2 separate regions of the Homo sapiens genome follow, and region 1 is linked to region 2. The links are chromatin loops, found by intact Hi-C in ENCODE. Cell type or tissue: endothelial cell of umbilical vein. All regions are shown on one strand. Each heading gives the region's core, and the rest is flanking DNA. Links, peaks and the distances in the headings are about the cores only.

Region 1 (15,351 bases), core at 4,577-12,576, 160 kb before region 2:
TAGTACACAGACAAAAAAGGTATCATGATGGTTAGTGGCGTATGTTTCACTTCTACATTCTAAATTACAGTATTTCAAAGAAGTGTGTAGCCTACTATCCTCTGAGCCTCCACCTGCTGCCCGTGTACAGGCAAGGAGACTCGGTATGGCTGGAGCCCTAGGAATTGGGAAACTGTCAAAGAATCAGACCAGCACTGTATTTCCAGCCTCTTTTCCCATTAGGGATATACACGGACCTCTGAGTTCATCTGAGAAGCTCTTACTGGAAAGCTGATGCTATGTGCATATGGCTATGCCCAGGAAGATTACATTTGGCCAAGACCTCCTCATGGCAGGACGCAGAAACAGTGTTATGCTCCACAGCTCCCAGAATTACCAAAACAGGAGGAGGAGAAGGAGAAAGAGAACAGAGAAAGAAGGGGAAGAAAAGGAGGAAGAAATGGGAGGACGAGAACAGTTATTATTGATTAAGCCCCTACTATGTACCTGGTACTTTACACATGTTGTTTTATTTAATCGCCACAAAATTTTAATGCCGCAGGTATGAAGCTCCCTGTTGTACACCTGAGAAAACTGAGGCTCATAAATTACTGACTTTGTACCCATATCACACCATTAGAGAATGGTGAGACTGGGATTTAAATTCAGGTTCATAGAACTCTGAAAGCCACGTTTTTCACCATGACGCAGAACCAAGCAGAGTGGAGGGGTCAAGTTTATACCACACAGCCGTGTGCTCACATGGGAAGACCAGAGTCAGGTACCACGGAACGAGTCATTAAAAGTCACCTGCTGGTGTATCAAAAGTGACAGAAAACCTGGGGCTCTGGAATCCCTGTTTTCTATTTTGGAATATCCAGCTCATTCTCCTAATTCAAAGAACAAATTTTCCCAAAAGTGCATGAAATCCCACTGTACAGTTTCATACCAATTCACACACACACTTCCTCACTGAGTGCGATTTTTCTTAAATATACTATTGGCACTTTCTTAATAACTGTGGTCTCTTGGGAAAGTCATGTGAAAAATATCTGTTTCTATTTAAGACAGACAAAGGCAGGAGGAGAAAGGGGGCCCTCTCATCCCAGTGGCGTGCTGCCTTTTCCTGCCCAGCATTTCTTTCCACAACCGTTCGGGCCCGAGACATGTGATTCATTACACTCCCTTTCGCCTTCTCTCCTTGATACTTCAGGCCTGGCAGTTTGGAGGAAGAAGGAAGAGGGAGAGGGAGGGATGGGAGACAGGAGGGTATCGCTGATAAGCACAAAGACCCAGCCAACTCCGGAAGCCCAAGCTGCACACCGCTAAGAGGAGCTGACTTCCAGCAACATGAAAAGATGAGTGAGGAGGCGGCTTACGGGAACTTCCTTTTCTTGTGGTGTGGCCGGGTCATAATGGTGCTGTGGTTACACAGCAAAGGCTCATTAAAACAATAACTAAACCACAAGTGCTATAACTAAGAATTCTCTTTTGCAGCACGCTTTGCTGAAATAGCTGGAGAATGGGTCCCTGTCTCCTGCCACTTACTCGCCCTGCTCCTGGTGTACGGTAAGATTAATTTAGAACAGAAAAGAGGAGCAGAAATCCCTTACATCCTAATATAACTTTCCGGATGACAGTGAAGAGAGGTTCAGGCGCTTACATATTCAAGAAAAAGCATTGTAGATAGATCTTTCTGGATCATAAGGAGGTCTCCATTTAGAGTTAAATTCCACGTTCAGAGTATAATTTTCTTTGGGCACTATAGAAGTGCCGTAGCTCATGCTATCATGAAAGAATGGCTGGCTGCATTTTCAAAATGCTTCCCTAGGTGGTACATGCATTTGAATTAGTGAAAAAGGTAGAAATGAAGAGCCAAAGGCAAGTAATTCAATATAACCAATTGGCATTTTAAAATTTCACATTTCCCTAGCACCTTTTTGCTTAACTCATCTAAAATTCCAAACAGCCTCTCCCAGGACAGATAAAAATAACCCTATAGTTCCAACAATATAAGATTATAGGGGGATTTAATCCTAAATTGTCCATTTCTAAAATGTAAGTATGACCGAACTATAGGTCATTCAAGCTCTTTTTCAATTATCATATAACTGTGTCTGGCAAACATACTTGCTTATTCCCAATCCCCGAATTGCAATGGTTTTCTATTCAGTACCAACTAACATGCAAACTTTCTAGCCTGGCCTTGAAGATTCTTTAAGTTCAGGTTCTGGCCCACCCCAGCTCTCAGCTCTTTTCTCTTACACTTCCCAACAGGCACACCGCATGTGCTAAAGTGGATTTCTCATCCTGCTCCAAGTTAGCCAAGAGCATCTGTACAACCACTGGGAAGTCAACTTCACTTCAGATCTCGCCTGCACCTCTCCACCTTATGGTCTGCCCAGGAGCTAATGGATTTGGAGATGTAGCAGACCTGGAGCTAACTCTATCCTGCCGCTTATTAGTGAGGCAGTCTTGGGCAGAGAGAACACTGACTCAGTTGAAAGTGCTCAGAAAGTCTTGACCTCATAGAATTCTTGCAAGTATTAAATGAGAAAATGAATATAAAAGACTCAGCAGAGCACGTGACATAAAATAAGGACTAAAGAAAGAGAGGATGTTGTTGCTACAAATATTACTACCTCCAGTTGTCAAAATCCTTTCATCATGCCAAAAGTTAATCCAAATGCAACCTCCAAGGTTATTGTATTTGGAAGCGCTCTTTCCCCTCTGAACTGTAGAGCTAAATTGCATAGAGGGGATTTCTCACATGTAGCTATTCCATGTAATTATTTTAATATAATATAAAAATAAGAATGTCTAATACTTATATATGTGTTCATTAGTACTCTAAGCACTTTACATACATTATTTCATTTACTCCCCACAGTACCTCTGTGTGCCTTGTACTGTTATTATCCCCATCTTACAGATGAAGAAACTGATACTGTGAAATCAAGAAATTTGTGCAACATTGCATAGCTAATGAAAGGAGACTCTGGGAGTCAAAGACAAAAAGGCAGGCTCCAAGATCTCTGTTCTTGCTGCTACTTCATCTCTGCTTATATCTTATCAGGGTAAGAGAGGGTGAGTCCTTAAATTTTGTGCACCAGAGCCTCTCCTGTTTTACAGTATTCCTGGTGCTATAATCTTATTGCAATGGAAAGGAAATTGAGTTTAAGGTCATAGACTTGGCCTCAAAGTCCCCTTAGCCTCTTAAATAGCTGTGCAATCTGGGGCAAGTCATTTAATATTTCAAAATCTCCATTTGCACAGCTGGAAAGTGGAAATTCTTAGAAGATTATACGAATAATATATGCATATCAAATGCCTATTAGCCAACGTATGATAGGTACTCTATTAATCCATTTTATTAATACTAGTTTGAAGGTTTTAGGTACCAGGGATCAGATTTTATATATTTTCTTTGTTCCTCTTAACTGAATCTCAGAAAAAAAATTTCACATTTCCTGACACAGAGGAACAGCTCAACATACACATCTGTGGCCTGATTAAGTGAATGTATAAACAAATGCCTGTGTGATATAAGAAAACAATTCTAGAAGAATATAGAAAAAATGTCATATTTGGCTGAGTTTGTACCTGAAAACCTTATTAATGAAACAGCACATTCCTTTATGTTGCAATGACATTTGGAGTCTTCTTTAATACAGCAAGTGCTCTCTTCCACCCTGAGACTGCCCTAGTTTAAGGCCAGGGGACAGTCTGAGGTTGACTCAAAGGCCGACAGCACCACCTACTGAACTGTGACTTCCCACATCCCAGAAAGAGGCCAAAGTGTGAATTGTGTCAAGACCATGCCACAGCCCTTAACTCCAAGCTTAAACAGAGCTTAAGTGAACACGACAGGATTGTGAAAAAGATAATGTCTCTAGGAAAAGGAGGGCTCATTTAATTTGCATGCCTCGCTGTCCTCTGAGGAGCCATCATTTGTGTGTTTTGGTGGCTTTGGGAAGCAGGCAGCCCAGTGGCTCTAATCTCAGCCTCAGCTGGGGACCAAACTAGAGTTCCTGGGAACTCATTTTTCTCATAATTCAGCTGCATTTTACTAAGAATCGTATAATTCTTGTACAAAAGCTGCGGAAGGCTACAGAGCTGTTCTTGCTGGATTTTCCCGTGAAGTATGGCGACATTTAGTTAAAACGTTCAACAGCAGGATAGCCTTGGATGAGGTGATAAAGGTCATCAGCGCCTGGCCTTCTCTCCTTCATGAGTCACTGGCAAACAGCACTGAGTTTTGACTCAGTTTACCTGCTTCCTGCTTTAGCATCTGCTCATTAGTTGAGGGGAATAGTGAAAGAACCCAATGTCTAAATTCCAATCATGTTGGACTTGTTGACACTGAATTGCCTGAGCATCTGACACAGTTCCTGGTGTGTAGTAGATGATGCATAAGTGCTTGGTACATGAATGAATGAAACACACTGGCCCTCTGGCCTGGGAATGGGAACTTCTTCTCTCCCATGCCTGATGTTCAGCTCTGCAACCACAATGCAAGTTCCCTTCCAGAGCCCTCTGGCCTCCTTCATTCAATGCGAACTGTGACTCTGGTGCCCGTCATGTACAATGCATGGGGCACCCAGACAGCAAAACTCTTAATTAAGGAGAGTCCCAACTTGGTTCATCTCACTGATTTGTTTCCAGTGTCCAGAAGGCTGAGAACCACATAGTCAGGTTGTTGGAAAATATTTGTAGAGTGAGTGAATCAAAATACTAGCAAAGGGAGCTCCACAGAAGGAGGAACAAGGGAAAGAAGGGAACAGAAAGACGGGCGGGGGGAGGAGAAAAGGAGAGGAAAGAAGACAGCCCTCCAAGGAGGATGGTGGAAGCACTTATGTTAGAGAAGCAGCTCATACATGTGTCTGCCTCCTCAGCTCAACCAAACAGCAATTCTCATCTCTACCACCGCTGTTACTCCTGCATGCCCAGCCAGCCCTTGCTCCTTCTCCAAAGCTCAGCCAAATATCCATCCTCAGTGGAGAGCCTTGTAGTGTGGGTCGGGGGTCGGGGTACATTCCTTTCCACAGCCCACCCAATGGCTGAGTCCTGCTTTCTAGGGACACACGAGTGTCCATCTTGGAACCCCAAATAAGCTCTGCAGCCGGACTGCATCTTTCTGTCTCTCTTGGTCTGTCTGGCAGCCGGTCTCTTCCTCTTTCTCTGCTTCCCTTTCTGTGGGCCTCTCTGTTTCTTTGCCTGTCTCCATCTCTTTTTCCCTTTGTGCGTTTGTGTCTCTACCTCTCTCTGCATCTATCTGTGTCTCTGTGTCTACTGTTGCTATGTCTGTCAGCTCTGTGTGCCTTTCTCTGCATGTCTCTCTGTCCTCGTGTCTCTTTCTGCCTGTCTCTCTCACTTCTCCCTTGCTCTCTTTGTGCGTACTCACAGTCTCTGTGTGTGTCCTCTTCACTCTCAACAGATTGCTTTGTCTTTGTGTATATTCTAGTGGCATCTGACATAAAAGTGTCCTGTCTTTCCTTCCCATCCCTCTACTCCTGACTGAAATCCTTGGTGGAGGCGCTGTACACCGCTTATTTAAACCACAGAATTGCAGAGTCCTTCGTGCTGACAGCAGCACTTTGGGGGAATATGCCTCACCATCCTCTCAGCTTACATAACCACATGAAGGCCTGAAATAGAATGTTCCAGAAACAGGTTACCTCCTTCCTTTACTTTCCCTGGAAGGTCCAGAGAAGCCATCAGCTCCTCGATGATTTGGAAACTCCCTAAATTGTATATACTAGAATGGCCTCAGTGCTGCAGAGAGAGGGGGGGCCTGAAAGAGGTCATTAGGAAGATTTGGTCCGTGTGCCTCTCTGTGATGAAGTCCATGTCTTGGCGCATTGACAGATAACTGGCAGCTCTCCCTCCCTGGAACTCGGCTTACCAGATTGAGCAGCCCAGACAGCAGTTTAACCCGAGGGTCAGAGGGCAGCCAGGCGTTATCTACCAACTGGCTGTGTTCCCTCCGCCTCGCTGAGTTCTGCCTTCCCTTATAGACTCTGACAGGAGGGGCCAAGCCACGGGGCTCCCCCTAGGATTTAGGGATGTAAAGAGCCTTCCAACACCCCCCCTCCCATTTTTAAGTGCATGAAACTGAACACAGATTCCTTATTAATAACATATACCGGAGGGAACATCCTGAGATGCAGGAAATGAGAGAGACAGCACATCAATTTGAGGTGTGCACAACACACACACACACACACACACACACACACCCCAGTGTGCGAATCAAAGCCATCTTGCGAATCTTCAGTTGATTAAAGATGAGGATTGAAATGCATCTTAATAACCAGAAAATAACTTACAATCTAACATCTTGATTGTACTAGATTTCAAAGGGCAGCAAGATGTGTTGAAATGCACATATCTAATCACCAGTGGAATTAACAGATTTGCAAAAGTTGTGCTTGAGAACATTATGTGTAGCTGTAACACAGCATAATCAAATTCCCATTTAATTTTATTAATGTTAAAATTCAGACTCTTTGCACATTACCATTCTTTCTAATATTAAATTGGGGGTTATGGAGAAAGCGCATTTTAAAATGTTTTCTTTCTTGTAGGTATTTTAAAGCAAAATCGTGTATTTTCATATCTTATTATTCATTTGAGTAAGAGCGTTCCCCCCCCCCCCCCATCAACCTTGATCCCACAAACCAAGTTGGGTATAATGGAGACCAAGATTGGCTGCTCCTGGCGCTGCAGGCGTCTTGTCTAGGCACTTGTGGCATTTTTCCATGCACTCTCTTGGCTGTGTTCCTTTCCCCTTCCTCCATCTGCCTGCCACTCCAGTCCACTGTCAACGATGTTTACACATAAGCCCATTGTCCTTCACTGGCTGCCAAGGGCCTGCATGATCTTCTCCTCCTCCCTCTGCAGCTGTGCTGACCATGCATCTCAGAAAACCCAGATCCCAAGATATTTCTGTCACTCACCTGAGACCTCCATGGACCAGGATCCCATCCTGGCTGAGCTTCAGAATCGCATTGGGTGAGGGGTGAGATGCCATGCAAAGAAGACTTTGAATTTTATAAGCAAGAGACCCACATGATCAGAATTGCATCAGGACTTTTAAAAAAGAATAGAAAGAAGGGGTATGAATTTGAGCAACAAGAATTTGGGAGTGTGATAATGGTTTTATTTGGCGTTTAACAGTCAGGCACATAGAAATCAACATATATATCCAATCATTGTGACTGGGATTAACATTCGGGTCCATGGTTATGTGGGATAAATAAGGGATTCAGAGAGGAAGAGAGAGAAGACAGAAACAACGTCTTTCCATGAAACAAGAAAAGAACCATTTTTTAACTTAAATTACCTAGCAGGGTTTAAAATACCACACATAGAATAATCTCACAACGGTCACTGGGTTAGAAATGCCATTTTTCCCATTAATTGGAGAACTGTAGCTTGGAGTCAGAAGATTTGGGCCCAAGTCTTGCTTTTATCTCTTCCTAGCTGTGAAACATTAGGCAAAGTACCTTGCCTCTCTGAGCCCAGAACACATGGCCTCTCTGCAATCATAACGAGTACTCTGCCAGCTTACCAGAGTAATTTAAATAATTTACTGAGAAAGGAAGGATATATCACGGTGCTCTGTAAAATAGAGACGCACAGATGTAAGGTGCTATTAATATAAAACTATATTTATTAACATGATTCTGGCTAAATTCACTTTTTCTCTTTTAAAAAATAGTTGAATGTCCAAACACTCTGCTTTTTCTGCACAGTGCCTCCACAGGCTTCATTTTTATTTGTGAAACCAGGTGGTTTTTGCCAATGAGTCCATGAAATGTCGTATTTATCATGATACCAAGAAAGGAAAAAAAGATTGGCACACAAGAAATGTGCTAAGGCTTGAGTCACACAGGCTTGAGCTCACATCCCAGGTCAGCAACTTAAAAGCTGCATGGCCTTGAGTATTTTACTTAAACTCTCCGTGTGCCTGTTATCTTAAAAGGAAAGGAAGAGAATGATACTCTTTGCTTTATTTTTGAGATTGTATACTATGTAAGCAAAACTGGGACAAAGAGTGTGGAATTGACCAAACTCCATTTAGATACAAATATCAGAAACCAAATTCAAGCTGGTTGAAGGGAATTTGTTGCCTCTGGTAACATTATTTTTCATATATAAACACATTTTCGTCTACATCTATTTTTATCTGTAGGTAGATAGGTGAAAGAGAAGTAAATACAAAGATGGAAAGAGAGGTAAATATATAGATAGTTAATAAATAAGTAAGTAGTTAGAAAGAAAGGTAGATGTAAAGATAGATCAATTGATCAATGGAACATATCTTGGATCCTATGCCCATTGCTGTGACCAAGAAGAGGTCTGTGCTGTGAGGGTCCCACTCAGTCATAAAGATTATGGGAAGAGCCAATTCTCCCAAAGAGGAAAAAGTATTGGACAGACAAAAACAATCCAAATCCACTACATTTCATCACAAGGCAACCTAGCACCCAGGTATTGCCATTTTGCTTTATACTCTTTTAAAGTTATTATCTTGCCTGATACAGACAACTACAACACGCTCCCCTCCTTTCCAAAGGGAGACCACGCAAAGGTATGTCTGCATACTTCATCTTGCTCAGAGTCCAAGCTCTCTGGGTGGTATGCATTCTTCTTTGTTAGGGCCAAATACAGAAGCCTCTACTCTGGTGATCTGGGATAACTACAAATAAAATCTCTCCTTGGAAAAGTTCCCCTTTTCCCAAGATCATCAGAGCACAGGGCAGCACTGTATGAGAGAGCTTTCAAAGGCTTACTTCTGGGGCCTGAAGAGGCGGTTCTTCATCAGCCAATTGCTTGCACCTGGATCACAGGGACGCCCACACTTAACCACCTTGTTCGGTGAACACACCTGATTCTGAGAAGGGTGACCAGAATCATTCCCCTTTGTGGGGGCTGAATCTATTAGCACTCACCTTCATTTAGTTAAGTCACCAGGACTGGATGATGGCTTTAGAAATGGAGGAGTCACAAGTCCTGGTCTGCCAGGCTAGGACTTTCTCTCGAAACACACTGCCTTCATAGACAGTCGCTCTGCTGGAATTCTGAAATCTTGTCATAAATTAGTTAATAAAGTCATTGCTTTAAGCCTCACGTAAGTTATTTGAAACCTAGTCGTGCCCCATCACCTTTGGCCTAGTTCAACGTTGCCCTCTAGTGGCTGAGTGTGACACCTCCCGGTTGTTCCTCATCTCACCAACCCCAAATCCAAGGCATCCTACAGCTGCTATTCATGATAAAACCCAATGGTCAATGTAAGAGTCATGTGACTCTTTGCACGTGTTTTCTTTAAGTTAGCCAATCCACACCTGCCAGGAAAAGGCCTACAAGACATCCACGGACCTTAATAAAGGCCTAGTCCCACAGGTCTCCTCTCTCCTGAGCGCCTCACCCCTGGTCGCACTCCCTGCTGCTTTCGGACATTCCGTGGGCCTCCTCAACCTCTCTGGGATTTGTAAGTAATACATTTCTTCTGCTTCATGCATTTTGGTTTTCCTGCCTCGTCGTATCTCACTTGAGTAACACACCAAAACCTAACTTTCTCCCTTCACTTAGGACTTTTCTTGAGAGTGACTGTATCAGCTATGGCCACTCTCAACAAAGAGATCTCAGGACCAGGTTAGAAAGAAATCATAACCACACAAAGTCTGTATGCTCTGATAACTAACACCAAAACTCGTGTTGAATTGTTTGACTTGTATAAGAAGCCCGTCTTTGCTCATTTGTCTCAGCAATAGAATAGATGTTCTGCCCATTCCAATAGCCTTAGGCTTACTGACTTCTTTCTTGGCTTGGCTTAGAGCAGTTTAAAATGTTATGTTTGCAGAGGTGAGGCAGGGCTGGTTGGCCCCTCACCCTTTCTTTGCTCTCTCTCCTCTCCCTGGCTGTATCCAGAGGACGGCACAGTATGGTCAGGGAATACCTACTAGCAGATAACATTGGGTAAATACGTGAAAATCAGGCTTCCCCAGATGGATTTGTAGTGTGTCATCTTGGTGTAGGGTAAATGCACCTGATAGCAATAACTTAAGCATACCCTTAGAACGACCCTGTTTGGCAGACGCACCTGAGTGTGTGTTTTAAGATAGGGAATCCAAAAATAGCAAACTCAGAACTTCATCGTCTGTCTATGAGGAACATCTGAGCCCCTGACCCATTCTGTGGAACATGGGCAGTACAGAGGTTTGAGGGCCCTGAGTGTTGTGTTAAATGAAGGTTGCCAGTGGAGGTCATTAGGGGAAGGGTGTTAAGTTAAAAATGCTCTACAAGATGCATGCTGCTTGCAAGTGGTTACAGTTTTCCTGCCCAGCCTGGGCCATGCAAATATGTTATCCAGCCCAATGCCACTGGGCCATTTCTGTGCATAAGGCGGTTCTTCTGACCAGTCCACCGCCACAGGACCCTCTCCCCTGTATGTAAGCTCCTAATAAAACCCCATGTCTCATTTGCTGGCTCTGGGTCTCCTCATAGGTCTCTTAAAACTGGTGCCTTCTCTGTTGTGGTTAATAGGAGTTCAGCACAACACTTGGCTAGGCTGAACATATTTCTTAGAATTCTACGACTTACATGTTTCCACTTAAGATGAACCTATTTATTGAGAAGTAGTTATAGATAGGTAGATAGACACATTGAGCTCAAATGGTTACTAAACCAGCAAGCCATAGGGAGAATCAGTAGAAACCAAGGATTATATGGTTGTTGTCTATAAACGAAGATGGTTTATCTAATGCTTTGGCCAGTAACTGGCTTCAAGATCTATGTATTAAGTTGATATTAACTATATAGTTATATGTAATGGTTTTATATATATATAGTTATCCATATAGTTATATAACTATATAGTTATCTATATATCTATGTATATCTATATAACTAGTTATATCTATATGTAGTTATATAACTATATGGTTATATCTATAATTATAGTTATATCTATATATAATGGATCTATATATCTATTGATAACTAACTTATAACTATATATCATATAGATATAACCATATATTATATTTATATGTATTTATAGCTATTTTATAGATATACACACATACATATAACTATGAGATATCTATCTATCTTTATCTTAGTGGTTCTACTTCCAATTGAACTTTGGTTCACTCTTCTGTTTTCTCTATTTGACCATCTTTAACTCTGGGTGGAAGTGTTGAGTTTTGAAATTTCACACAGTGCTAGATTATTTGACCCTCATTTATCTTGTTGCTGTTTGTGAAAGAATGAGCTTCAGTTGTAATTCAGGATCCAGTACCCCTTCTTCTCTCAGAGAAGCTGGCAGGTATGATTCCTCCATGCACCTGGAGAAGGTAGCCATTGTTAGCCATAGTTGTATTTCCTTCCAGATTATCTGCTTCTTTGAATTCTACCATTCCAGTATGTTAGTACCAAGGCAACAATATCTGAATTTGGGTACAAGTGATTATTCTCAACAAGTAAGATGAGAAACTCGCAGTTAAGAGCTTTCCACCATTTCTGCTAGTGGTGATAATATGTGAGTAATGAGAAACTCTAGTTACTCCAGTAGATTTGTCCTTTTACCATCAGCACTCCCACCATAAGTAGTTTTTGATGCTCAACTCAACCAAGTTCACAACCATATTGAGTAGATTTATTGCTGACCACTGAACAGACCACTTTGTAATGAGTTGGCTTTTGATCCTCTCTCTGACCAGTTGGAACATGATTGGTCTTATTAGGTGTGTAAACCAGCCCAATTTAGTGTTGAGACAAGATATTCAACTGGTTGTTTTGACAGTTTTGTTTTCTACTGTACCAGCCATGTTCTCAAATCCCTATTATGTCTGCTGCTTGAGGTATTTATAGTTAATGATATTGAGCTCAAATGGCTACTAAACCAGCAAGCTATAGTGGGAATCAGTAGAAATCCAGGATTATATGATTGTTGTCTATAAATAAAGATGGTTTATCTCATACTTTGGCCAGTAACTGGCTTCAAGACCAGTATTAAGTTAAACTGCATAAAACTGACACTTTTGTAAGTAAAAAAATAATATATTGGCAATCTAATATGTTAACCTAATAGAAAGTCCTTTAACCCAGGGTCTACCATTTGAATATTTTTATAAGGAGATACAAGAAGAAAACAACCAAAAAAAAAAAAACCTCAGAATGTCTTTAGATAAAATAATTATGTGTCACAAAAGCCTCTTTACGATCAGACAGGTAATTTAGGGTGGATACAGAAAAAACAAAACCCAAAACCTTTTATTCCCAGAGGTCAGGGCTCTCCATAAGAAAATTAAGAAAGTGTTTATTCCAGATTTTCAATAAATCAATTTAACCTCAACATTAGTCTTATTTCTTGAAAATCACCTTCTTGACTATAAAGCGTGTTCTCATCATATTTCTTAGTAATTTGGCAGTAGGGTGACCGAAGAGATAAGAATATCCAGATTCTGACAACCCACACCTTTGCAACTCTACTGGCACTCACAGCAATTAGTTATTTTAAACAAATATATTTTTAAAACTCTACAGTGTGAGAGTTGTCTGTTTCTCTCCCCTCATAACTTCACATCCAACTTAATGCAGCATATATTTTGTCGAACTATTGCTTTGCTTTAAGTTATTTGCTGCTAAATGACATATAATGAATGGGAAGTTCCTCTCGGAGCCATCAAATAATTAGTTATGACACCAGAAATTAGGGATGCATGGTAAACAGGTGCTGCCTATGTAATAAGCAAAATTTTTCTCTCCCTTCTCCAAAAAATTTTAAAAAGGAAAAATAAAATTCTGTAGCAGGGGCTCTAGAAAACTTCCCAAAGGCCATCTGTGTCTTCAACTGGAGAGGCTTGGACATGATACAAAAGTCTAGCAGTAATACAGGAGGAAGAGGGGGAAGAGAAAGCCAACCAGGCCCCGTCCTCACTTTAGGTGGACGCCAGCCGAGAGCTGGATTGTATAGGGCATGAACCAATCCTAGGGAAGGGTGATCCTGAGAGACAGGGCGCATCTCGGAGCCCCAGCAAAGCAAGCAGAAGTTTAGAGCAGTGCCTCCAGGCCAGGAAGGGCTGTAGGAGTGCCTGCATATGTGGCAGAGAGAGTTAAGCAGAGTAACGAAGGAGAGCAACATACGGTTTTCAGAAACTGGACACAATAGAGATAAGGAAAGTGAGGAAGGGGCTAAGCTAATGGGCATAAGGAATGTGACTGTGGGTGGATGTAGCCAGTTTCATTAAGTAAACGAGTTCCATGGTGCAGTGAAAAATCATATTTCCTCCTCTTCACCAGCCACTGCCCTTCAAACATATTCTGTAGGATAGGTTTTCTCCCCATGACTTCGATGAAATCTAGGGCAGGTCTTATGATTTTTTCTAGTGAGTCCCACATAATAAAACATAATAATAAAACATAATAAAACTGGTCATATTATTCTCTAAAAAAGTCTCCGTTCATTAATTGGCCTGTCCAATATAATAATAGATCTTTTGAATATCATCAAAATTAAAACTCCTTCCCTCCCCCAGGCTGAAACTTGCAGTCAAGGAGGTGGGATAAGGTTGGCTGCCTCTCTCTGGATCTCTTCCAGCTCCTCCCTGGTCCGCTTTGCTTCGGGTTTCAGATTCGAATAGTTTTATTATTTGAATTGAGGCACGGTGGTGAGCAAGGAGGAACAAGGGGCAAGGAATGAGAAACGTTTCATTTGATTACCACTATTATAGCTTTCATTTCTTCTACCCAATTGAAGCAGAAGTTGAAGATGACCTTTTTCCTGGGCATTTTCAGATATCACCTCTCCAGCTTTAGCTAGGGTCCCTCAGCCACAGTTCTGTTCTTCCCTTCTTCTGCCTGGGCAATTGGAAGATGACATTCAGCTTGTAACTGATGGGATGACTCTAGCCCCCCATGCCCAGGTAAACTCACAGCTGACTCTCTCACATGGTCCGCACTGTCTGCTGTCTGGAGAGCAGGCTGCTAAAGTCACGCTGCAAAGGTCAGCCTCACATCAGATTATTCTTTCAGTGGAGGCAGGTGGCACAGGGCCTAGGCACACACGTTGAATTCTGTAGGAGTACTCTGTGCCCTTTCAGCCAGCTTGAGACTGGCAGAATAGCAGACCATGCTTGCCAATTTCAAACTTCTCCTGTGCAGTCTTTTATAAGCTGGAGGTATGGGGTTGGGTATAGTCCTCAAACCAGGGTTCTCACTTCCTTTAGAGCTTTTGTTTAGGTGATCTAGAACCTAGCTTTGGAATAGAGCATAACTGACACCTAGTATCTCACCGAATCAGTAGAATTTGAGACTAGATCCTTGTTTTATGAGCTTGAAATATGTACCCATTTGTAAATGTGAGTATGAATATACTACCTAGATCTTACCTGTCTGTGCATAAAATGAAGATTCATATTCTTCTTTTAATATCTGAAAACATTTTTTTCCATAGTCCCTGTTGGCCAAGCATTTGGTTCAATATAAAGTTCTATCACATTTACTTTTAATGACCTAATTATGGCATTTGAGCCCCTGCAGACCTGACTGCTAAAAATTAATAGTCCTCCAAGTGCCCTCCAGTTATTTCTGGAAGTTTCTTCAACCAGTCTGTGTCCCGCAGCCTCCATACCACACTGGGCCTCCTCCCTGCTCCTTTCCCACCTGTCCATACCTGCTGTCCATGAGGCCTCAGCCTGATTATTTCAGCTCACCATGGGAACTAGACACAGGATGACAGATGCTCTCAAAGCTTCCAGCCCAGGGTTGCCAAACATCACAGTGTTCTGAGCACAGAGGAAAGAAAAACTTCTCTATGACTGGACATCAACCATTTTGCCTCAAACCAGCTTGATTTTTGCCCCCAAACATCTCCCTTAAACAGTTCTACCGACTTCAAGCCATGGTGCTTGCCTAAACCCTTCCCAGATATTTAACTAAAACTAGCGTCTTCAGTTTCTTTCCCTGCTTGCTTCTGAGGGAGGACAAACCTAGCTCCTGAGGCTGGACCAGTGTTGGGACTTCCCAGGGGCTTATCTGAAATGGTTAGGGGGGACCAAACTCTAGTATTGGCTTAGAGGATGGAATAACAGGCCTGAAAATGGACTTGGACAATGAACATCTCAGAGGTCATGATTACGTCAGCCACTAGTCCAGAGGTTCTTTCCCTGCTTAGCAGGTGCGGTTTAACCAGCTCCCTCCCCCACACATTTTTCTTGTGCCATCCTAGGAAGAGGAAACACCTCAAGTCAGGCAGACGTTTGGATCTCTCACATCTAGGTGTGTGAGAACTTGAATTCAGATGGAGTTTTAGAAACATAAAATGTGGCAATTCTCACTCATTTATTCTATGTAACACCCTAA
Region 2 (15,351 bases), core at 4,154-12,153:
AAAATTAATACAATTGTACAGGCATGCATCTGAGATCTTGTGAGTTTGGTTCCAGACAACCACAACGAAGCAAAAATCACAATAAAGTGAGTCACACAATTTTTTGGGTTTCCCAGTACATAATAAAGATTATGTTTACACTGTGCTACAGTCTAGTACAGTGTACAGCAACATATGCAATGGTAAGTTGCAACATTAAGTATGCAACAGCGTATGTCTAAAAAGGTGAAGTAAATACACTTTAATTAAAAACAGTTCATTGCTAAAAAAAAAAAAAAAATACTATCATCCGAGCTTTCAGTGAGTCATAACCTTTTTGCTGGTGGAGGGTTTTGCCTCAATGTTGATGGCTGATGACTGATCAGGGTGGTGGTTGCTGAAGGCTGGGGTGGCTGTGGCAATTTCTTACAATAAGACAGCAATGAAGTCTATCACATCAATTGACTCTTGCTTTCATAAAAGATTTCTCTGTAGCATGTGATGCTCTTTGACAGCATCTTACCCATAGTAGAACTTCTTTCAAAATTGGGGTCAACATTTTCAAACCCTTCCACTGTTTTATCAACCAAGATGGAATATTCTAAGTCATTTGTTATTTCAACAATGTTCATAGCATCTTCACCAGGAGTAGATTCCATCTCTAGAATCCACTTTCCTGACTCATCCACAAGAAGAAACTTCATATGTTCAAGTTTCATCATGAGATTATAGCAATTCAGTCACATTTTCAGGCTCTACTTCTAATTCTATTCTTGCTATTTCTGCCACATCTAAACTTACTTCTTCCACTCCACCCTTCCAAGTCATCTGTGAAGGCTGCAATCGACTCCTTCTAAACTCGTGTTAATGTTGATATTTTAACCTCCTCCCATGAATCACAAATGTTCTTAATGGCATCTAGAATGGTGAATCCTTTCAAGAAGGTTCTTATTTTGTCCAGATCCATCAGAAAAATTCACAATCAATGACGGCTATCATTTTACAAAATATATTTCTTTAATAAGACCTGAAAGTTGAAATTAGTCCTTGATCCATCAGCTACAGAATGGATGTTATGTTAGCAGGCATGAAAACAACATTAATCTCATTGTATATCTCCATCACAGCTCTTGAGCAGCTAGGTACATGTTCGATGAGCAGTGATATTTTGAAAAAAATCATTTTTTTCTGAGAAGTAGATCTCAACAGTGGGTTTAAAATATTCAGTAAATGATGCTGCAAACAGATGTGCTCTCATCCAAGCTTTGTTGTTCCATTTATAGAGCACAGGCAGAGTACATTTAGCAGAATTCTTAAGGGCCCTAGGATTTCTAAAATGCTAAATGAGTACTGGCTTCAATTTAAGGTTACCAGCTGCATTAACCCCTAACAAGAGAGTCAGCCTGTCCTTTGAAGCTTTAAAGTAAAGCATTTTCTGTAGCTATGGAAGTCCTAGATGGCATCTTCTTCCAACAGAAGACTGTTTCTTCTACATTGAAAATCTGTTGTTTAGTGTAGCCACCTTTATCAATTATCTCAGCTAGAACTTCTGGATAACTTGCTTTTTTGTAGAAATGGTGCCAATAAACTTGTTAGATGCAGGTTTGCACAAATTTTCGATTTGTAAAAAAAAAAAAAATAAGCAGTATGTGCAAAGTGCAATAAAGTGAAGCCTGATAAAAGGATGCCTGCCTATATAATGTAAAAGAGGTGAAGATACATAGGGCAACTATGAAAGGCTATTTAGACTGACCAGAAAACTAATTCTACACTTTCGGAAGAAATCAGTGGGTGTAGGAGGTGGCATGTTCTTCCCAGTCAAGGTCCTATTTAGAGAAAGGGAAAGAGACACCAATAATGGAAGAATGGCCTTGGCAAATCTCAGCTTCATGAAGCTCCAGAATCAAAATGTCCTTTCCTGCCCTGACTCTCCCTTTCCTTCCCTGCCCTCTAATAAAACCTTCATATTTCCACTTATACCTCTAAGTCATGCTCTCGGTACCATAATATAAAGAAAGGTTACCAAATCAAAATTCTTTAACCATTTGTTTTCTTAAGATCCATGAGCAGTGAAATGTACTATTTCTGGTGTTTACTTGACATTGTCTTTGACTAATTCTATGTGTCATAAAGTGACCTGGTCAGTTAATTAGGGGAATATCAGACTTGGTGTCTGGCTCTTAAAGACACATTTCCATCCAGTAGTTCCAGTTTGGTGTGGGTATAACCCCATCTGGCCATTTATTCCCAGTGCTTTTGTAGGCAGACATCTCGATTATATGTTTCTCGCTTTTATTATCCTCTATGACTATTTAAATAAACAATGCATATCATTTTCAAACTGTCAGTTTCACAGTATAACTATACTGAACATTTCTATGAAGAATATGGCTGATCCATTCTAACTTTAAAGAAAGTACATATAAAATGTATTATCTTAATATTAAATATAAATTAGAGGCTTTTAGACTCCGTTGCTCTAGACATGAAGTTTTTGTTGACTTTTATTTTCCTCTTTAGAATACATTAATGGACATTTTTAAACAGGGGGAAAAGAAGGCTTCTAACCTGTATCATACATTCACTTCTTATTAGTTTTTATTCTCTTAAATGTGAAGCATTTATTAAAATTCCATCCCTTTAATGTTTACATCATGCTACTGGCCACACTATATTCTACATTTTGTGATGATTTCATATAAATGGAAAAGTCAAACAATCACCTATGCCCCAATAAAAATCCCCACACCGCTCATAAAGGCAGAAAAAGTAGTTTAAAAAGTAGAAAAGCACTGAACTAAATGAAAGAGAAAAAGCATCTAATGTGCTGCACTATTGGCTTTTTCCCCCTAGAATGATCATAATTTCAGGTCTAGAATCAGACAATAAATTTCTCATTATACGTCTTTGCAGAAGGTGGTAATTGAGCAGTTGAAAGTCTGATTTTGGTAAATACATCTTTCAAAGCCATCAGCAAATTCTCTGCTCTGATTAAAGGAAGGGAGAAAAAATCTTCACACATTTATTTATTCTCCATAAAGGTAGGTAGATGAAGAGGTCAAGAACAAAATTCCATTAAATGTATCGATAAGTGTCTTACTCATTTCAGAAGCGTAATTTTTGGCACTGTGGGGCCCTCCATGGGAGAAGTCCAATGGGATTCTAATTGGACTGTAAGTGGACAAAGCATTCTCTAAGAGTGTTCTCTGACTTTGCTCACATGAACATTAGGCTGCAATTGTGACTAAAAGCTTAAACATAACACTTACGACTTACTCCTTCATGACTTACTCCTTTATGTTCATAGAAAGATTAGATCAGAACGAACACAGAAAAAAATGCTCTGGGTAATAAAGCAAGTGTATCTAATTAGCATTAGTGCAGTGATAGAGTAAAGCAGTTCGCTGTATTAAGTTACTCCACTTGCAGCTTTATTTCTGGCACTAAAAGAAGCAGGCTTGCAGTAAGTTCACATTAAGCCTGCAATAGCTCTGTACATATTCAATGTGTTTAAAACCGACTAAGGTACCCGAATTCAGGAACCCTCCAATAGTGATTAGTGAGTGATGCTATTTATAGCAAAGTACAATTCCTTTAGGAATCATATCAAGAATGTCTTGGATGGTCTCCCGTTACTCAGATAGACTACCTATTTGCTTAATTGAAAAGCAAAATTGTGCTTGTATCAGAGCCACACATACTTGCCACTAAAAACAAGAACGATGCCAAGGCTTGGATCCTCCTTTCCCTTAGAAATGCTGTTAGGAGTCTTGAATTTATTCTGATCAAGAGGAGTCCAAGAAGCTTTCTTACAATGCTGAAACATCACCAGCGCTCAGGAATAAATCCAAAATATGGTCTTAAAACATGTGCGCACACACACACGTACGTGTACTCACTCAAACAATCTTTTGTGCACCAAAATAAAAGTTCAAATCAAAACCCAGCAACTACAAATTCAATTTTTGACCTGTTACATTCAAAATCTGTTGCATCCTGTAAATGAAGGTGCTCTAAAGAAAACTACTGAAGCACTGATTATCCCATTTAAAGATGCTTCTAAATTTTAGTGTCTTTAACATCAGATAAAAATAAAAAATTTGATGGCATAAATAGAAAATAAAGTCTTTCTTAGCTATGTTAGGATCAGATCCTGTTAAGCACACAGTGAAAATATTTTTAAAAGCCCTCTAAAAACCAGGAGGCAGATGTTCAGGTAAAACCAAAGCCAAGGGATTGTTTATTTTAATAAAGCTATTATATGTGTAGACCCAAATTAGGAGTGGCACTCAGGCCAGGAGATGTCTAAACCATCACCACCTGTTTGCCCTGAAAAATCAATTAAAGTCACACTTTCATAGCAGCCCCCTTCTAAACAATAAAACTTTGCTTCATCATGAGACTTGAGGCGCTCAGAGGGAACATGTTTGAAACCTAAATCCTTAGTCTCACATTACTTATAAACTAACCACAGTAAAAACAGCCTTCGGGGTAGTGGTAGAAATGGGAGGGAGAAGGAGATGACAAAGACGAGGAAGGGGAGAAATCCCTTTTCCCATTTATTTCATACTGACAATCATACCTCCTTTTGGTGAATTCCAATAATTTCTTCAAAGGCTCTATTTTTTTCTTTTCTTTTTTCCTCCTTCATAACAGAATTCTGCACTATATTTTCTGTGCAATAGAAGAGATCCAACTTTGCAAGTTGAAAGCAAGGGCACTAAAGCCATCGCAAGTGTTTTAGTAATTAAACGAATATGCATAATGAACCATATGCCCAAAGGGCCTGTTCTTCATGTGGGCCAGATTTTTGTTTGAATTTTTAATTTTTATATACAGATGAAACATTCAGTGTAATCTACCAACAGTGTGAGATAACATGCAATCAGAGAAAGTGCGAGGGACAGTCCACGCAGAAGCAGGAACAGGAGAGACTACAGAAATGCTCTTCTGAAGATTTTGATTCAAATGTGTTTTCCCCCTCCAGCAATTGTTCCCGTCATCTGCTCAGAGTCTTCAAGACACACATATAATGAATACACTGACAGCTTTATACAGGATGAGTAAAATACAGTGCCGTCAGCCGAAAAGTGTGAAAATCTCATGGGACAAACAAGAATTTCTTTAAAACAAAAAAAAAAATCCTTCTACACCCATCAGTCAGACTACCATCTTGAATTACAGGGAATCCTTGCAGGTCTCTTTCGGAAGCTACGTAAATATTATATTGCAGGCTGTAGGACACATATATTAGCAATTTGAACTGATCTAAGAGGAATGCTTACTTCTCAATGATGCAACTGTGCATAGTGGGTAGAAAATGCTCGAGGTGGAATGCAAGCTTGCACTCCCCACTCCTTCCTACAGCAGCAACACAGACTATGAATTTAAGGAGTTCATTATGCTCTTCACAAACAGACAGCTCCCCGATATTTCCTAAACTGCCATTGGGAAAGAACTAGTAAAACCTTTCTTTAAGCTTTTCAGTGTCATTTAGGAAACACTGAGTTATAATCAAAGCAATATAAGAGATACAGAGTCTGATAAAATTGCTATATCAGCTCTCCAGACACACAAGATTGAGTTAGGATTCTCCAATGCAGAGAGGAGATCTTTTTTCAAATGTGTCTGTGTATCATTTGAAGTTTACAATGATGGTCTGGACAAAGTTATCACGTCCTAAATGTGGGTTGGTCTTGCATATGCCTAATTCAGGGGAAACATCTCAGAATGGGGGTGTGTTGGGAGGGGTGAGGTTGGGGGGACGCACCGAGGGAATCCTAAAGTTCACCTATTTTCTACATATTTAGCTGAAATAATAACCTAAAAGGAGAATGCTGCACGGGGTGTTATGGCACTGCGAAAGGATTATGAAAACAAATTTGATCAAAAGTCAAAGTGAAGCCTTGGACCCTTTTAAGCCCCGCTTTGGAACACAGAGATGCTGTCGTTTTCACTATGTAAACACCAGAAATGGAATGCAGAGCATTTAAAGAGCAAGTAACAACGGTACGGTAAATAACATCTCTTATTGCTTTCACTCCTAATTCAGAGTTTATGCCTTTGACACCGTCTAGGTTACTTGATCTAGTGGTCTCAGTGGAAAGACAGATAAACTTCAACTGCAGGCAGAAGACAAAAATTGACAAGGAGCGTCACCTTTCCTGACTGTTTAAATCCTTTAAGGAAGTGTCTGAGCAATTAGAGAGGGAGTGTAATCTTTGCAGAGTGCATTAACACTCTGCGACCTCCCAGACAATAGATCAGACCTCAGACACATAATGCTTCCCTAAGGCTTTTTAGCCAGTGTATTTGATCTCTTAGTCACTCCTGTGTTACTGTAGGTATCATCCACATAGAAGGCATTATTCATGAGCACTACTGTCCACTGACTCTCAGGCTGGACTGCAGTCAAGCAAAAAGCAGGAAAGACACCATAATTCTCTGCAGCACTTCCTGTATCTTTAAGATGGAAGCTGGTGGTAGGTCCAGATCTCTGGAAAATATTCTTTCACATTTATCTTTAAGCTACGAAGTCTGTAATGTAAAAAAGTGTATTAGCAACATTAATACCCATAGGTCATTAGATGATCATGGGGCGTGAATGGAACCAACCCCCAAAACATGCCACACTTTTTGTTTGTAAAATGAACTTCATAAGAGAGTCATTGGGAAAAATACCATGAGTGATAAACAACACTGGAATATGCAAAAGAAAGCAAAGGGGGAAAATCAAATAAAATCCTTGCACTGCAAGCTTTTAAATCTTCATCTATCCTGCAGGTTACTCTGCAGGACACACTAGTCAGGCAATAACCTATTTCCTGATGAACACGTCCTGTTCCAACTGCTAATCTCACAGTGGAAGCTTGGCTTTTACCATTTATTATAAACATTTTCAAGAACTGCTTACCACGATGTATTTTTTAACGGATTAGATTTTGGTCAGCTGCTAACAGAGCAGAGAACTGAATATTTTTTATATGAAGGCTGCAAAATAGGTTTTCAGAGTGTCTGACTTGCATTCCACTCCTCTCCCTCATGAGTAATTGGAAGAACAATTGAAACAGAATATAAGAAGGCCAGAGGTTTCTTTTCTTTCTTTTTCTGCCTCTTCTATTATATCATAAAAAAAATTCTGGATCCAAGGGTACAGCATATAAGACATTACTGGTTTGAACTTTACCATAAGACTTAGGGAAATGTTCAGAAGAAAGGCAGAGACTGCAATTCACATAATTTGCTCAAGACCATCACAGTTATCTGTTGATGACACTCAACATCTAAAGCCTAAAGTGTTTAAACCAAAATAATTACATTTTCTTAGAATCAAGGCAGCTCCACCTTGAAAATGTACACTGCAAAGGTTTTCTAAATGAGACTACAAGAAAATAGGAAAGTTGAAAATTAGTTTTATCCTTTAGAGTTTGCATTTTCAGATTCAAACTTAAAAAACCATAAATGAATATATATAGTCACAAAAAGCAATTTAAAAACTCTTGAACCTTAACTAGCAGAAAAGAAAGATCTCCTGTCTTCCAAATGCTTTCACTTTGCTTTGACAATGCCTCATGCCCAAAATAACTAAAAGAATTGAAAAAATGTTATCATATTCACTATGTATTGTCTAATGTTAAAAATATACATATTTATGTTTTGTTTTTATCCCTAGATAAAATAGCTTTCAAGAAATTTGTGATCCTAGTCACATTAAAACTAACTTGAAACACCTAACTAAGGGAGGAAATGGCCTCTGGAAGCAACTAGATTTGATACTATGATATGAAGGAATGTCTCTGTGAACACACACACACACACACACACACTCAGCGTCATGCCTAAGCAAGCCATGTCACACCCAAGAGCAAAGGCCTTTATAGAAGTGAAACCTAGCCAATGACATAAGCATCAAATTTTAGCTGCAGGTTAAAGAACGTAAAAATGAAATTAAAAAAAAAAGAAGCCTTAAAATGGTTATTTTCCTAATGAAATCTGTACCAACTGGGCAGTAATCTGGATCTTATTTCTTCTGCATAAGGAAGAATGTGCTACAGAATATTCAAGAAAATTATTATAAAAACAGAAAAGTACACAACATGAAAATTTGAATTTTTTTTACTAATGTAATAATTTCTGCTTATAGACGATTGTATCAAATTAAAAATAAATTGCTGAAATTAAAATCCCCAAGAAGTAGCCCACAGAAATTTACCTTAGGATTTTATCATTTATGAGTTTCTATCGCCACCTGCAGGACTATCTTTAAGTAAACTCAAGCGATTGCCAAGCTATTTGTTATTTTTCTTTCCTTTTCCTTTTTTCTCTCCCTCCTCTTATTCCCCAACCCTGTTTTTGATTAAATTTCCAGGAAATCAATTTTTTGAAAACATGTAGATTATCAAAAATGTAAAAATCGCCAATGAAATGCAAAATCAAATTTGCCGAAAGAGGTGCAGTTAATGAGGCCACAGTCGGCTAATTTTTTTTCACAGCTAAACACACTATGCATTTTCCTATTGTGAAAAGTAGAATTTGGGGATGGGGGTAATGAATTAGCCTATAAAAGTTTCCTTGCAAAAAAAATTGAGGGTCTCGGTGATTTCCAAGGAAAACTGCTCTTGCTATGGGACACAAAATGTTTATAATTGCATGTACCTAGCTTAACCCAGAGCAGAAGAAATGTGGCTATTAACAAAGGCATACTTAGCTGAAGAAGCAATACTCTATTCCTTAAAGAGAAGACAATGTAAGACAAGGCTTCACTAACAGCATCGCTAAAGCCTAATAAAGAGCAAGGTTTTAGAGCAGAAGTCAAAACTTAAACACCTCCCAAACACAAAAACACCGTTCATCATCATCATCATCCTTGTCATCATTGTGATCATCGTTATCATCTTCATTACTCTCATCACCATGGACACAACATTTTGATGAGGAAAATTCACCTGTTCCAACGGAAGAGTCAGTCAAGTGAGCACGAGGTAGCAATACAGATTTACATCTCCCTACGGCATGTTACCACTCTGAATAGCAACTCCACAGACTCACAAACTATTTTTACTCAAATGTAAGACCTGAGGGAAAATGTACCTAAAAAAAAAAAAAGCAGAGTCCAAGGATCCTGTGTATATGCAGTTTGTACTCAAGAACTAAAACCGTAATTTCAAAGTTTATGACTATACAAGCCGTGCATTGTAAAAGTAGTGTAGGACTGAGAATCCTCTATTCAAACAAATGAGGAGGCCTTGGGAAAATCACTTTCTGAAGCCTGCAGCTTTCTTCTTCCCCTCAGACTGACCATGAAAGCCCCTCCTACCTCATTCTGTGGCTCCATCTTTCCTATATTAAAAACAACAGCTGTTGGGTCTTGCCTAACACCAATGGGGCCCACAAGTATATTTCTGTTTTGTTTTGGGTTTTTTCCTTGACAAAATGAAGCATCCCAGACAATGAATTAAAACAGAAATTTTAAAGAGCTTGGGAAGCAATAGAAAAGTCATTTTAAAAGGCCAAAACCAATATGGATTTAGGTAATAAGAGAATCCCAGGGAGACTAGAACAGTCAGTAAACACTGTGCAAGAGCAAGGCTTAGATGATTACATATTGAACCTGATTTTGATTAAATATCAAAATCTTTTTTTTTGTATACGTGAGATGGGGATGATCAGGCTTTATAATAAAAATCTCCCTCTAAAACACATCTGTTATTTAAAAAGCCAATGACACAACCCCTAGATAAAGGGAGCAGTAACAAAACACACCTTTCTAAATCATAAATCAAATGGCAAAAGTACAACACGCTGTAGTAAACCCTGACCAGACCACAAAGAAGGCTTCTCTCCATAAACATCAGATCAGGCAGCTAGAACGATTACTGGGCTCTCTAGTAACTGTCACCTGTGGTGGGTCTAATTACAGGCTACCCCAGCAAGCACGCCCACATCACACAGCAATAAAAGGGCCCTCCGCTTGCCAAGCACAGCCAGACAATGGCGAGCACATGCCACCTGATGGGGAGCCCCAAAAGATCAGCCAGAGAGACTAATAAAAATGACAGCTTAGAAACAAATGACAAAGCTCAGACTGCAAAAAAAGAAAAAAAAAAAAAAAGCAATATCAAATTAGCCAGATATCTAAGTGCTGAGCATGTTCTTCAACAGGTCAAAACCTACATAAGGAATTGGTTATAACTGTTTTCACACACACCAGGTCCCCCTATTTCTAAATATTCTTTTCTGTTTTTGCATCACACAAAATGTTTGCACATCCAGGTGTCACATACAGAAACAAATGAAAGGGGAGAAAAGGCATTCAGTTCTGAAAATATCAAAAATAGAATCTTCTCAGATTCAGGGGCTGTGATGGCAGTTAGAGATTTTCCAGCTCTCTTCCTCCTCCTGGCTGCCTTTTGGCCATTTTGCTACTAGTTAGCACAATTCCTGGATGGGCAGGATCAAGAAAAAGCCAGAAAAATGCATAACAGACAAGAATATGATGAAGCTGCCAGGTTGTTTTTGGATTTTAGCTACTGATGCGGCCACAGGCTATTATGATCAACGGAGGTGTACGAATAAAAAGAAAGCAACATCTGGTAACAGATGATTTTCACTAGTTCTAGCACCCTTCCAAGAAGCATTGATTAGATGCCTACTGTGTACCCAACATTATCCTAAGCAGTAAGGATATGCACAAAGATGAAAGACTGGGCCTTTGCCTTTCTGCAGCTTGCAATATACTAAAACAATCCTTCAATCATGAGGCTGTGTTACACTGCATAACTATATAACACATGACATTAACCGGAAGTATTAAGTCATTGAAATAAAATACCTCTTCTTTTTTTTTTTCTTTTTTTGAGACGGGGTCTCACTCTGTTGCCCAGGCTGGACTCAAACTCCGCCTCTGTCTCTGAAAGTGCTGGAACTATAGGCATAAGCCATCTATTTTTGACATGAACTGAATTTATTAGGTCAAGCATGAAGAGTATCATCATAGCCTTGAGGGAGAACTCTGCTTGGCATCTGGTGGTTAAATAGACATTAAGTAGCCCTGGAAATGATTGACTCCTGAACACCAACCACAGCACACAATACCAAGCTTTGCATTTCCACCCTGTCATTGAACAGGTTCTCAACAAGTCCAGGTCCACAAAAACAGTTTGCAATGAAATAGCACATGAGTGTGTGTGTGTGTTTTAGCGAGGCCTTTCTCTGAATTTGAAGAATACCATCACCCACCAATAGTTATATCAGATAGCAGTAATTCCTACCCATACTTGTAACCCATTCCATGTTTTTAAAATATTTCCATGCTTATGACCTAATTTAATTCCCAAAGAGCACATTTTTTCTTATGATATGCTTGTTTTCAAATATAAGGGAGGATGATAGAAGAAACTTGGGGGAATAAAGTAGGGAAACTAAGGAGGTGAGGAGGGCTTCTGGAGAGAGGCAGAGTAGAGGGGATAAATGGGGTGAGGAGGAAGGAGAGAGAGAGAGAGGGAGGGAGGGGGAAAGGGAGGGGGAAAGGAAGGGTGAGTGGAAAATAGGGGAGGAGGGTTGATAGACTTACGAGTGCTCAGTATGAAAATTCATTCCTGCATTTCAATATCTAGCAGTGTACTAGATACTCGAAACCATCACTGCTTGTGGGAAGGGGATGGAGAAGAGGGAAGAGAGAGGAGGAAAGAGGGAGGATCGGGAGAAGGAGCAAGCCTGAAGAAGGTGGTAGTCAAACATCAGCTGCATTAAGTTGCTACACGACCTCTGGAGTCTTTTCTTTAAGATTGAAGATCCTAAAATCTGGATCAAGCTCAGTAGGGTATCTCTGGAAAGCAGAGTGAATTAGACTGCACTACTTGGGATCTGTAAAAGACAAGGAATCCGTATTAGTCAGGGTTATCTAGAGAGATGGAACTAATGGAATAGGAATATATATATATTCATATTTGAGTATTATCATAGCCTTGAGGTAGAGCTCTGCTTGGCATCTGGTGGTTAATATATATGAGTTTATTAAGTATTATCTCACACAATCACAAGGTCCCACAATAGGCCATCTGCAGGCTGAGGAGCAAGGAGAGCCAGTCCGAGTTCCTCAACTGAAGAACTCGGAGTCCGATGTTCAAGGGCAGGAGGCAACCAGCATGGGAGAAAGATGTAGGCTGGGAGGCCAGGCCAGTCTCTGTTTTCACATTTTTCTGCCTGCTTATATTCTAGTTGCACTGGCAGCTGATTAGATGGTGCCCACCCAGATTAAGGGTGGGTCTGCCTTTCCCAGCCCACTGACTCAAATCTCCTTTGGCAACACTCTCACAGACACACCCAGGATCAATACTTTGTATCCTTCAATCCAATCAAGCTGACATTCAGTATTCACCATCACAGAATCCTGAAAAGAAAATTCAGAGAAGGCAGAAAATATGTGCTTGCAAGTGCACACCAACAGAAAGCTCAGAAAAGGCAGTGGTAGTGACACAGGGTCCCACGCAGAGCCTGGACCTACACACAAAAGGGGGAGCTAACCATTTACATCTACCAGGCTATGTGAATATGGCTGTGCTATGATTACAATAATTGAGATCTAATGTTTACTAGTCAAAATTGGAATGCTCCAAAAGAATAAGTGATTTCAGTCGATCTAGCTATGATTCTGTCTGGAATCACAACTCACAAAATTGAAAATATAAACATGAAAATATGCTAAAATAGTTAATAGTGTCCTTTTAAATTTTTAACAGATAATCTTTTTAATGCGATTACTGTAATTTTATTAAATTGCATAATTAGTTAATGCCTGAGAACCTGCCAATAGAAGGTGCAATTATGTTGTAAAAATTATGCTCACAATATGCAATGATGGATTGTTCCTATTTTAAAAAAGTGCTGAAAAAAACTTTAAAACATTTTGAAAGTATATTATGTAGTCCTTCATGAAAAGGAAGACTAGGGAAACTATCTTATATATGTTAAAACCATAAGATGCCAAATATTTTAAGCATTGAATATACCTATATATTTTGCATATATGTGTATATGGTTCTGTGTGTGCACTTATATATACACACTTTTAAGATGTCTAAAACCCCTCTTCTTCTGGTTATTGTAACTGAAATTTCTTTTTTCCAGCTTTACACAAATACTTTTAATTTTTGAGCATCAACTGCACACACACCTAGCAAATGGGCAGCGATGTCTGCTCTGCACATCCAGTTGTGACTTCTGGTGGATGTCATAGCCAATGAAAGAGCTTAATGAAATGCAGGTGCATTTCGTTGTGAGTAAACTGGTGACAGAACTTAAAGTAAATCTTTTAGACACAGTTAACACATAAATATCGAAAGCATCAAAAAGACATTTGACCAGCATTATTTAATGAGTCGAATCTCAAAACAGTGTTGCATTTGTCATTTGTACCAAAGCAAAATGAATCTGAATGTTTTTCGGTCCACAGAGAAATCATGGAAAACAGCAGTCCTCAAGGCCTTGCCTTTGGTTTTTACTAAACTGCTTTCACAAAACATTCAACAGAGCAACTTTTAATTTCCCAAATGTCCTCTGCTTCTTCGTGTTCATGCATGTGTGTGTGTGTGTGTGTGTGTGTGTGTGTGTGTGTGTGTGCACAAGTACATGTGTGTTGGAAGGGTTGGCTCTATTACTGCTACTGTTGTTTTTAAGTTCTATGTGAAATTACTTCACATTTTCTCAATATTCTAGGATCTCTAAAAGCTAAAAATTCTATATATGTTAAATATGGGATATTACCAAGCGAGTGGACAGTTGTATTTTTTAACTTTATTGAGGGAGAGGTTGATTGATGCTTTAATTTGTGTATCATATTTCAGTCCTTGTCAACTCTGAAAAGTAAATTCTTTATTTCCCTATACTCAAAAAATCGGAAAAAAGTCACAGATGTTAAAATCATAGCTTTATGAAGATACTCGTTGATATATGGTAGATTTAGATTACTTTTTAGATCAAACATCCAAGTAAAAATTTAATAAAGCAAAGAATCCATCAATGCCCCACAAACTTGCCTCCCTTGATACAATAGGTGTGTGCCTGAAATATCGGTGGAAAAATGAAACTGCATAAATGCAATTCTATGTTAAAAGCATCAGAACTTTGCTGTTTAAAATCACCTTCTGATGATGCCATCTGTCAAGTAAATAATATTTTAACATATGAAAAATGCATTTATATAATAATATAACTTTAGGACTTTTAATAGACAACATTGGGGTTTATAAAATATAAGTATGTCATAACAAAACACCCATACATGATTGGATCTACCAATATAAATATCACAATGCAAAGTTATCTTTTGAGAACAAATTTATCTTTATTATGATCAAATAATGTATTTGCACTGAGACACTGGGTATATAAAATAGAGATCCCCACTAGACATATGGGCCTATCTCTTTTATAGCTATTATTTCAAGATATTTTAAAGGAACATAAGGGGTGGTTATTCTCTTCTACCCCATCCCTTTTCTGAACAACTTGGAATACTTAAAAAAAAAAAAAAAAAACAACTGAAAAGTCCAATGCCTTCCATGATCCCTTCCACTAGTTGTTTTCTGTTTTTACTTTCTTCTCCCCTTGAAAATCCCTCTACATCATCTAAAAGCATTCCTCAAAGGTGGGGAAAAACAAGTCAGACTGTAATTTGGGACTCAGTCTAGAACCAAGGCTCTAGGGTTTTTCAAATTATCCAGCTGGATTCCAAGGATGCCAAATGCATGTGATGCCCAGGGGCTGGGCATTTCCATGTTTGGCTTCTTTAATTTTGGTCTCATCATCACTTGTGAATAAAATAACTGAGCTAAAGAATTATTCTCGCCCATGTAATGAGGGTTTCTTTCCTGTATAGCATCACAGCTTGGAACAGGCTTAATCCCCACACATAATATCTAAATACAGATCTGAAACAATCAGTATGGTTGGTCCCGGTGTCACTATGTAAATACAAGGACAACAAACATTGCATCCTGGGCATCAGTGAGAGGCAGAATAGCTGAAGGGTTAAGCCTGCACAGACTAAAGCAAGATGGCCTGGGTTTCAATTCCACCTCTACCTCATACACACACATGAGCTCTGTCACTGTACTTGACCTCTATAGGCTTATTTTTCTCATCTGTAAAAAGAAGATAGTAATCACCACCTACATCAGCAGGTTGTTGTGAGAACTAAATTTATAAAATCCTTGGGACAGTGTCTAAGCACTGAAATAACATGAACTATGAATAATAGTTCAAATAGTCAAAATCTGTGTGGGAATGGCCATGTACACGTCTTGTGTATGTATATAAATGTATATACATGTGTATAAAATACCACATATATTTACAAATCTATTCATAGGG

Evidence for each region. Peaks named below come from ENCODE experiments on the same cell type or tissue, not always from the same donor. Only the 100,000 strongest peaks of a DNase experiment are listed, where the experiment ranks them.
Region 1: it touches region 2 in a loop (5-fold over the local background); 11 of 110 quality-filtered maps call a loop at or near these places.

The regions. Positions count from the first base shown.
Region 1 is chr15:94,570,951-94,586,301 of GRCh38, reverse strand. It overlaps LINC02852 (long intergenic non-protein coding RNA 2852), which reads left to right. Exons shown (of 3, transcript XR_932641.4): 2 at 1,477-1,548; 3 at 2,257-2,790. Among named protein-coding and RNA genes, the nearest start is that of LINC02852, 11 kb to the left of the region's middle. RefSeq lists an enhancer at 9,189-9,268. In endothelial cell of umbilical vein, for the core only: a CTCF peak has its summit at 9,185 (motif pointing left); no DNase peak of the experiment used is centred there.
Region 2 is chr15:94,406,024-94,421,374 of GRCh38, reverse strand. All of the region lies in intron 17 of MCTP2 (multiple C2 and transmembrane domain containing 2), which reads right to left. Among named protein-coding and RNA genes, the nearest start is that of LINC02852, 180 kb to the left of the region's middle. In endothelial cell of umbilical vein, for the core only: no CTCF peak of the experiment used is centred there; a DNase peak (open chromatin) is centred at 8,204.